Linked DNA regions of Homo sapiens: region 2 is linked to region 1. The links are chromatin loops, found by intact Hi-C in ENCODE. Cell type or tissue: endothelial cell of umbilical vein. All regions are shown on one strand.

Region 1 (5,000 bases):
AAAATAGTCTAAAAGTTTTTAAAATTTTTAAAGTTTATAAAGTAAAAAAGTTCCAGTAAGCCAAGGTTAATTTATTATTGATGAAAGAAAAATATTTTTAATAAATTTAGTGTAGTCTGGCCAGGCACAGTGGCTCATGCCTGTAATCCCAGCACTAACTAAATAACTAAAGCACAGTGGCTCATGCCTGTAATCCCAGCACTAACTAAATAACTAAATAAAATAAATGTATTGTAGCATAAGTGTATTGTGTTTACAAAGTGTTCAGTAATGTCCTAGGCCTTCACATTCACTCACCACTCACTCACTGACTCAACCCAGAGCAACTTCCAGTCCTGCATGCTCCACTCATGGCCAGTGCCCTATCCAGTTGTGTCACTTTTTATCGTTTATACAGTACTGTACCTTTTCTATGTTTAGACACACAAATACGTACCATTATGTTACAGTTGCCTACAGTATTCAGTACAGTAGTATGCTGTACAGATTGTAGCCTAGGGGCAATAGGCTATACCATATGGCCCGGGTGTGTAGGATGTTGTACTGTCTAAGTCTGTGTAAGTACACTCTGATATTCACACAGCCATGGAACTGCCTAATGAGGCATTTCTCAGAACGTAATCCCATCCTTAAGCAATGCATGACTGTAGTTAGTACTTTATAAGTAATGACATACAGAATTAAATATGGCAGGGACTGAGGAATTTGCTCAAAACTAAAATAAGATGTTTGAACTTAGCCCACCATCCAGATTTCTAGGAATAGGAAGTACTGTAAAACCAGACTCCTGAAATGAGAAGAATTTAGTTGTTGCACCGTGGCTCGCCCAGCCCTAAGCCCTTAATGTGGCTCTAAGGCCACATAACCCATGCTCTGGCACCTGCTTCACTTGTTCTCCAGGCGGGACTCACTTCACCCGGTTCCCCCTCTTAGTAGTAGCCTCCTACTGAATTGAAGGAAGTCCTGTTCTCTCACCTTCAAGCTTTTGCACTTCCTGGTCCTTCTGCTGGGCGCTGCCCCTCACCACCCCACAAGCCTCACTCCCATCTTTTCATTAGGCTCCAGTCACAGTTCAAAGGCCTTTCTCAGAGTGACCTTCCTTAACTCTTCAGGGTAAGTTAATTTACTTCTTTCTTATCACACTTGACATTATTAGCTTCTTAAGGTCTGTATTCCTGGCTATACAGTTTCCTGATAGAAGCTTTTGTAAGTTTCTAAACCAACAGCTTAGAAGAAATTAGGGGTTTCTTTAATGTTACCTTGACATCTGGGACCAGCAAATCTTATATTTATTAAAAGACTCTTACGTTTAATGTAAACATTACTTCTGGTTGTAAGGAAAATACCAGGAGGTTCTGTTCCCACTTATACTTGTGTAAAACATGCTGTAATTTTCAGTCTTTTTTTTTTTTTTTTTTTTTTTTTTTTTTTTTTGAGACAGAGTCTTGCTCTGTCCCCCAGGCTGGAGTGCAGTGGCACGATCTCGGCTCACTGCAGGCTCCACCACCTGGGTTCACGCCATTCTCCTGCCTCAGCCTCCGGAGTAGCTGGGACTACAGGCGCCCGCCACCACGCCCAGCTAATTTTTTGCATTTTTAGTAAAGATAGGTTTTCACCGTGTTAGCCAGGATGGTCTCGATCTCCTGACCTCGTGATCCGCCTGCCTTGGCCTCCCAAAGTGTTGGGATTACAGGCGTGAGCCACTGCGCCCAGCCAATTTTCGGTCTTAATGGTAGTAATCCTGGCTGGGCGCAGTGGCTCACGCCTGTAATCCTAGCACTTTGGGAGGCCAAGGCGAGCTGAGGTCAGGAGTTCAAGACCAGCCTGACCAACATGAAGAAATCCCGTCTCTACTAAAAATACAAAAGTTAGCCGGGCATGGTGGCACATGCCTGTAATCCCAGCTACTCGGGAGGCTGAGGCAGGAGAATCACTTGAACCCGGGAGGTGGAGGTTGCGGTGAGCCGAGATGGTGCCATTGCACTCCAGCCTGGGCAACAAAAGCAAAACTTTGTCTCAAAAAAAACAAGATAGTATCCTAAAAGTACATGAGATGAGATTGCATTAATTCATGAAAACGCCTTTGTCTGTCTTTCCTGTCACCCTGTCTTTCTCTCAGCTGCTGCTGTTTCTCCCCTACTCCAAGACTAAATATTAGACCAGAGTCTTCTGCTGTTGCTGGATAGTGTTAGATTCCCATGTCCTGTTCTAATTTTAAAAATAAAGTCTCTCTTCAGAAAAAATTTCCTACATTCTAGTTTTTAGTTAGCATGCCTTGTTGATAAAAATTAAATTGGTGCTGTTTTCAGTAGTAGAATTGAGTGTATTTGGACATAAAGGTGGTAAAACTTTTTTTCTGACTTGGAGAATGTTCTTCATTATTCTGAGTCAGGTTTTACTGTAATTGAACGAAGACATGGTTTTTTGGTTTTGTTTTTCTTTTTTTTTGAAACAGAGTCTCGCTCTGTCACCCAGGCTGGAGTGCAATGGCACAATCTCAGCTTACTGCAACCTCCTCTTTCTGGATTCAAGCAATTCTCCTGCCTCAGCCTCCTGAGTAGCTGGGATTACAGGCATGCGCTACCACACCCAGCTAATTTTTTTGTATTTTTAGTAGAGATGGGGTTTCACATGTTGCCCAGGCTGGTCTCAAACTCCTGATCTCAGGTGATCCTCCCACCTCAGCCTCCAAAAGTGCTGGGATTACAGGCGTGAGCCACCGCGCCCGTCCGAAGACATGGGTTTTAATTACACTTGCCTTTTCTTAGCTGTGCACATAATTGTCCTTACGCTGACTTAGGGGTTGTTGGTGTATGCCCAGAGTTGCTTGTCTGCTGTCTGGATAGCCCCTGTCAAGTACAGCGAAGGGAGTGAAGCCTTTGACCCTTGGAGCCTGGGAGTCTGAGTCGGAGCTATGCTCAGTTCTCCCCACAGGGGTCTCCCTCTGCCTAATTTCTGTCTGGGAACCCAGCCCTTAACCCAGTGCAGGAACTTTCCTGCTGAAATGGACAGCTCTAATGGTTTAATGTAAATTAGAGCATGTGTCATTAAAGCTAGGATGCCAGATGGCTGAGGGTTCAGCTGCCTGCCAGGCTGAGTGGGTGGGGCCAGAAAAATGAAAGTTGGGGGAGGGAATGGATACAACTCATGTTATTTTTAAAGCAGTCATAGAAATATACAGCATCCACCAGCTCCCTCCCTATCCCAGTAGTAGTATTTTTTTTTTCCCTCAGCTTGACCCACCTCCCTGAGGCTTACATTGCGGGGAGGGAGAGAAATCGGTGTTCTTTATTAGTTGCCCTAGCAACCATGGAAAGCCTGGGAGAGTGATTGTAAGACTGGCCTGAAGCTTTGGTCACCTCTGTTGTCTGCAGAGGCAGAGAACCATTATGATCTGTAATTGCCAGTAACTGGATTCTGAAGCTCTTTGAGTATCTCCAGCTCATGGGCAGGGGAGGGGAAATTAATGAAATAAAACAATATTGGCTTTAGATTTTTATTTTTATTTTATTTTTTTTGAGGAATAAAGCACTCATAGGCCACACTTTGATAGTGGGAATGTGTCATGAATGAAAAAGAATTAACAAATCAAAAACAGTCGGCTCTTTGTGATCTAGAGAAGGACAGAACATGTTAAAACCTGCTTCCGCCATGAGCAATAAATGCTGAGCAGTTCATTTTATCTTCATCCCAAAGCCACGCCTGCCCAGTGACCTCTGAACTGGAAGGAGCTAAGGAAAGGACGTTGATACTTTCTGAGACATGTATCTTCCTGTATGCTGTTTTCAGAAGCTGGTTTTAGGAGACGGTTGCTTTCCTGGAAGACCTTTATAATATTAGGCAATGACAGCCACATGGCCAGGGTGGTGGGGAGCCTTTGCCCCAAATTGCCTGTCGCCTCTCCCCTTTGATCCTAGTTTTAGAGCCTAGAGAAGAGGCTTTGGGAAATTACCCTCTAATGCACATATCTGATTGATCGCCCTTACCACCTCCACGCTACTCTTTTCCAGTGAGTTTGTATTTGCAGCCCTTTAAACTTAATAAAGGAGAAAAATCACAATTCACTAACAAATCCACTTAATTTGATTTCAAACCTCTGGAGACTTTTCACATGGGGATACTTGTGTTTTTCTTCATCGGGGGTTAAACAGTCTCTTGGGGAAAAGCTCTGTTTAGTTTGTCTTACCACCAGCCAGGTTCAAAATCTAGAGAGACTGATGGGCATTCCTTCAACAAAGTTGCCTTGACCCCTCCAAGTTCCCTTGTTTTGTGGAATACATTCATTCATTTTGTAAAACTTAAATTTGTGAGTGTGTTTGTTATCTAGTAACACTGGGAGAAAAAGAAATCTCTTTAGTAATTTATTGAAAATCCAACTAAAAGTTAGCTTGCCTCTGGGCAGAAGTGCAGGAATACTACAGTCTATCCAGCTTCCAGCCTGCATTGGCTTCTGTGTGCATTGTACGGCTTTGTTTTCTTCTGTGAAGACCTGAATAGGTCATATCTGCTGGAGTTCCAGGGAAGTCGTAAACTTTGAGATGGGCAGAAGGCAGATTCCCTAACATTTTCTCCCTGTGAGATCTGGCTGGTCTTTCTGGAACTGAGGGAGGCCTCTTGTTGACACTGGCCAGAGAGAGCTTGAGTGATGTGAAATTTGAGGGCATGCTTTAAATAAGGGTGGATCAATAGCAACATGTTGCTTTTTAGCAATAGCAGTTTTCAGGCCCAAGTTACTTCTTAATCCTGTCAATTTAACTGTCTATTTGCTCTTTGCAGTTTGTCCCGTTTTAAAGAATGGTTATGTTATTGAGAATAATTAGTGGTGTGTTATAAAAGTAGTGTTTGCATCTTGTTGGAATACTGCCAGCTCTTATCAGTAGGGCTGCTCGCATTAGTTGGAAATGATTTCTTCATTAATTCCTTCTTCACTGAATCTGCTTGGTTTTCCACAGAAAATACAGGAGGAATATCGCCACTTAGGTTGGGAACATGAGATGGCG
Region 2 (5,000 bases), 96 kb after region 1:
CCCCCTCCCAACGCCCCCACCCCCGCTGCCTCATCTACTCAGTGGCTGGGTAGGGGCTAGGAAGATACTCGTGGGCCTGTTGAGGAAAGGCGGGTGGATCGGTTTTGGTGGTGGTGGCACCACCCCTGTGAACTCTGGCAGCCTGAGTCACCTCCACAGAGCAGGCTGAGGACCTGAATTGTGCCTGGGAGGAGGGGGTAGGGGGAGGCAGGTGAGATAAGAGCTCCCCCGGTGAGCCTGGAGACTCTCAGCCCTGCAGGGCAGGAACAACAGTGAGCACCTCAGCCAGGTGGGGATCTGGCCCGGAATGGCTACAGACTGGGATTGGACATCCAAGGGAGAATGTGGGATAGGACGTGGCAGCTCAGTGGTGGGCTAGGGCCTGGCAGGTTGCAGGTGTTTGTCAGTTCCTAGCACATGCCAGGCTCCTTGATGTCTCAGCCTCGTGAAAGTCCTGTGGCTTCCACCCTGGGAGGGGAGAGAGGAAGTGGAGAGAGGCTGGCCTTGGCTCAGCTGCCAAGCTGCTCCGAGAAGGTCCCAGCTGTGACCCTACTGGAGGCCTGAGGCTGTGTGGATGCTGGGGTGAGGATGAGAGAGCCAGCCTTCTCCAAGGAAGGGAGGCTCAACACAGGGTGTAGGCCAGGCCCAGGAGTCTGAGGCCACAGCCCCCGGCAGATGGGCTGGCTGCTGAGGCCATTTGACTCTTTGGGCCCACATGTGGCCAGACCTGATGGGACCCTAGAAGCAGCCTGTACCCAAAGCCAACTGTAGGAGCTGGGACACTCCACCTGTCTCTAGCCCTCTATCTGCATGGCTGCCAACATTCAAGGCTCCTTAAACCTTCCGGGGTCTCTTCCAGTCACTGCCCAGGTCCAACCCAAGTGTTTCCCCAGGAGTAGGGCTCCAGGACAGTCACAACCTCCAGATCAGGAGCACGGTTTGTGATAACGCAACCATGGCTTCTTCCCTGGCGGCATCGAGCTGTGGGCACTCCCTGAGCTGGGGAGTTGGGGTAGGGGTGAGATGGAACTGGAAAAGCAGAAGAGAGAGAGAGTGAAGCCCCTCCAACTACAGGTCCCTGCACCCCTGAGCTCCTGGCCAGCTAGGATGCCATTAGCAATGCACGGCCATTGAATTCCATCACTGCTTCCTATGTATTGACGCCATCCCTAAGTAGATTAGAAACTCAATGGTGGGACTGTGACTTGAAATTCTTTGGCACTCCAGCCCAGAGTGGCAGGTGGGCCCAAATGGCACTCTCCGCCCAGTACTTGGGTCACAGGCTGAGGGGTAATCCTCACCAACAGGAGCCCCCTAAAGCTCCTCCTGCCTGTGTGAATGGGGTGGGGGAGGGTGGCCAGACTGGGTCGGGGCGGGGCTCCTATCCTGCCTCCCACCAGGGCCTGGCTCCTCCTTCAGCTCTCCCTGGCCAGGCCAGGGAGGGAGGGCAGAGCAGGTGGGGAAATGGCTGGGAGGTGTAACTCGAGCCCAGGAGGAATTCCCTGCCCTTCCTCTATGCTTTTATTAAAGTAGGGCGGGGAAGGGCAAGCTTCCATCGGAAAAATCTCCCAGGCAGCCCGGAGAGGTGGGAAAGCCGCCGTGGGCCAGGGAGGGAGCACCAGCTGAGCTGCAAATAGAAACGGCGCTCAGGCCCGCAGCCCGGGCAGCCCAAGGGCACCAAGGCCTGAGCACCGTTCAGAAGCGGCTCCGGGGTGGTTCTTTCTCCCTACTCCCCGCCCAAGTCCTCTCCCCGCCTATCTGGGGCAGGGCGCAGGTCTTAGAAGTCGGGGAAGAGTGGACCCTGCTCTTGCTCTGGGGCAAGAAAGCTGGCGCCTTCGGTGTCCTCGCTCGGGAGACACCATGGAGCTGGGGCGCTGGCTGGACTCGGCTCTACGCCGGGATGTCGCGCCTGGTCACCCGCGGGACCCATCCAGAGCGGGGCCCCGGGAGGGACGCCAAGCGGGCTCCTAGCGAAGAGAGGCGCGGGGTCCACCCTCTCGAATCCAGGGCTTCGACGTAGGGGCGCTGTTGGGAGGAAGCGCTGTGGGAGGCAGGGTCCGTCCTTAGGACCCCGCCCGGGCGTGCCTAGGCTTCCTCGCAAAAGCGCAGAAAGTCGCCAAAGCGCCCCCGCAACCCGAGTCCGCTGCCTCAGCCGTTTGCACCCATCCCCCCGCCTCCATCCTGGCCCGCCGTGCGCGGCTCGGTATCACCCAGACGGGAGGCCACCTGGGCAGGAGCGCAGTTGCCCAGCCGCCCAGCTCTTGCTCCGCCTGTGGCTGTCCCCGAGAGCAGCCCCCTCCCCACTCGCAAAGAGCGCCACTGCGCGCCAGCCGGGCTCTCGAGGAATCGGCTGCCCTGGAGGGAAGGAAGGAGGGGAGGCAAGGGCTGGGGGCGGCGGAAGCGGCTCCCGGGACACAGGCTGAATGTAAGGGGGTCGGGGTGGGGGCTCAGTGCCCAGAACAGGGCTGTAGGAGTAGCGGGGAGGAGAGCGAGGCCCTGCGCCCTCAAGGGTTTGCGAAGAGGTGCGCTGCAGAGGGCGAGCTGGGGAGGGGCAGACTGCCAAGTCCGCTTGCTTCCCCGCCACGGCCCAGAACAGGGGGCGCGTCTCCGCTCCCTCCACCTCCAAGTCCCAGCCTGCGGACGTGGCGCCTCTCCCTCCAAGCCCCCAGCCCGCAGCCAAAGGGCAGGGCGGGGGTCTTACCTCGGCATGGACCTCCGCGTCTTCGGCCGCTACGCCAAGGCCCAGGCAGCCCAGAAGCACCAGGAGCAGCGGCAGCAGTCGCGGCCGCGCCGCCTCCTCCCGGTCGCCGAGGAGGCTGCCCGTCCAGCCCGGCCGTCCGGGCGCGCTCGGGTCGCTGCCCATGCTCTCGGCGCCCAGCCCAGCTCGGAACACTGCACGCCGGATCCTCGCACGCGCCTTGGAAACTTGCGACGCTCCCTGGCTCCTGGCCCGGCAGGCGCGCCGCGGACCTCGGGCTCCCGGTCCCCGCCGGAGCCGCCTAGGTCGCCTCGGCAAATTCCCAAGCCCGAGGAGAAGCGGGCAGGGCAGGTCCGGGAGCTCGGAACCAGCCGGCGGGAAAGGGGGCCGACCGGAGCTGCCCCCGGCGAGGTTCCGCAGCCTCGGCGCCCAGCGCCTGGGGCCCGGCTCCCGAGAGCAAGCGCAACTCCGGAGCCTTTGTCTGGCTCAGCGCTCCGGCCGCCCGGTCCCGCGGCGCTCCCTGCGCGCCCAGCTCCCTCTGTCCATGCCCGGGGCCGGGCGCTGCCCGGAGCGCGCGCCTCCTGCACGGGGATTCTGCTCGCCGCCGCGCCCGACCGGGCCCGGGTCCCCAAGCAGTCCCGGGAGGAGGCGCAGGGAGCCGACCCGAGAGAGCGAGCGAGAGAGCAAGCGAGCCAGCCAAGGAGCGGGCGCCCGACGTCCCCGGCGAGTTCAGCGCGGCTCCGGGCGCTCCCAGCCCTCCTCCCCGCGCGCCGCGGCCGCCGCGCTCTTAAAGGGCCAGTGTGCTCCCAATGCGCGGACCCGGGCGGGGACCGGGGGCGGTGCCCCAGCCGCAGGCTTCTCACAAGCAGGTGCGGGCGGCCGAGGCCCGACAGGTGGGCGGTCCGTTTACGCTTCCCAGACGGCAGGAAACCTCTCCAGCCCACCCCGCGTCACTCCCAACCCAGCGCCTAGGGGGCGGGGGTGACCTCCAACGCGACCCCCCGCGGAGGGAGGAGGCAGGGAAGGCGTGGTCTCCCCGCCTGGGAAGAATGAAGACTCCTCCTTCTCATACCTGGTGGGGGATACCGAGGCCTAGGCGGACGGGAAGGAGGTCTTAGGGGAGGGATCAAAGAGTCGTTTTAGGCTTAAATATAAATATATATGTATATATGGATATTTGTCAGCCTGAAACCTCTTTTCAAAAGCCGCAGGGTGTCTCTGGCCATTGAATAACTTTCCTCAGTAGCAAAGTGAGGGTTTTGTGCGCGTCGAGGGCGCGTTGCGGCGGACAAGGGGCAGGTTTAGGAGGGACACGGTTCAAGTTCCGCGTCCGCCCCTTAGCTGCCGCTTGCACGTGGGCAAATTAATCTCTCCGAGCCTCCATGTTCTTATCGGGAACGTGGGGCAAAGAGTTGGGGTGAGGGCGAGGTAAGACTTCCGGCTCCTGGCCTGGCGCAATAGGTGCCCAAGCACTTTGGCCACTGGCTGGTGCGAGTGAAGTGCGACAGTGCGGCCGGAGTCGGCGCGGGGCGGGTGGACACACCTCCCCGCGAAGCTTAACGAGCTGGATTTCATTCTATTCCGGAAGCAGCTTGAGGTCGGGGCGGGGTGGATGCAGGAGGCCAGAGCTGGGAGGCCCGGGTCGAAGGTCCACCGAGACCCGGGGACCAGGCCAAGGGCAGCCCTGGCGCGGCGGACTGGCCGGCGTGGTCAGTGGGTGAGGGTTGCAGGCAGGAGGGCGGAGACCGAAGATAAGCTGTTCCTTATCTTCAGACCCGGAAATGGAAGCCGTCCTCACCTGAGGGCGGTTTTCTCTAGAGCAGGCCCTCGGGGCACCCTAGCCGGCCTCACCTCCCGGAAACTGGAAATCAGGAGACCTGGCAGAGTGCCTTAGAGAGGGCGCGTTTGAACCCTCCTGGGATGTCCTTGGGGAAAGGAAGTCGGAGTTTAGAGAAAGGAACCGGGCGATTCTATCATTTCCACGGACTCACTTCTCTGTGGGATCCTTCATCTGGGAAGTTGGTTTCTAAATTCTCCACTTCGAAATTTGCTTTTGGGAAATGTGCAGTGGTCTTCAGACACGGACAACGGGGTTGTCCTTGTTTAACCGACCACGTCGCACTCTTTCATGATATTTAGTCCCGATTAGCCAATTTTAAAAAGTTTGGGGCTAGGTAAAGTGGCTCAAGCCTGTAATCCCAGCACTTTGGGAGACCGAAGTGGGAGGATTGCTTTAGCCCAGGAGTTCAAGACCAGCCTGGGCAACATGACAAGACCCCATCTGTACAAAGAATACAAAAAT

Evidence for each region. A loop is a pair of places that touch in the nucleus more often than their neighbours do. Peaks named below come from ENCODE experiments on the same cell type or tissue, not always from the same donor. Only the 100,000 strongest peaks of a DNase experiment are listed, where the experiment ranks them.
Region 2: it touches region 1 in a loop (9-fold over the local background); 109 of 110 quality-filtered maps call a loop at or near these places.

The regions. Positions count from the first base shown.
Region 1 is chr16:58,120,030-58,125,029 of GRCh38, reverse strand. All of the region lies in intron 1 of CFAP20 (cilia and flagella associated protein 20), which reads left to right. Among named protein-coding and RNA genes, the nearest start is that of CFAP20, 6.9 kb to the left of the region's middle. In endothelial cell of umbilical vein, a CTCF peak has its summit at 2,935; DNase peaks (open chromatin) are centred at 959, 3,029, 3,709 and 4,519; H3K27ac peaks cover 616 bases.
Region 2 is chr16:58,024,214-58,029,213 of GRCh38, reverse strand. It overlaps MMP15 (matrix metallopeptidase 15), which reads right to left and starts at 3,460. Exons shown (of 10, transcript NM_002428.4): 1 at 2,702-3,460. The coding sequence starts at 2,863. RefSeq lists enhancers at 1,796-2,345, 2,896-3,445, 3,678-4,263, 4,264-4,851 and a silencer at 3,312-3,451. In endothelial cell of umbilical vein, no CTCF peak of the experiment used is centred here; DNase peaks (open chromatin) are centred at 2,753, 2,963, 3,033, 3,323 and 1 weaker place; H3K4me3 peaks cover 2,782 bases.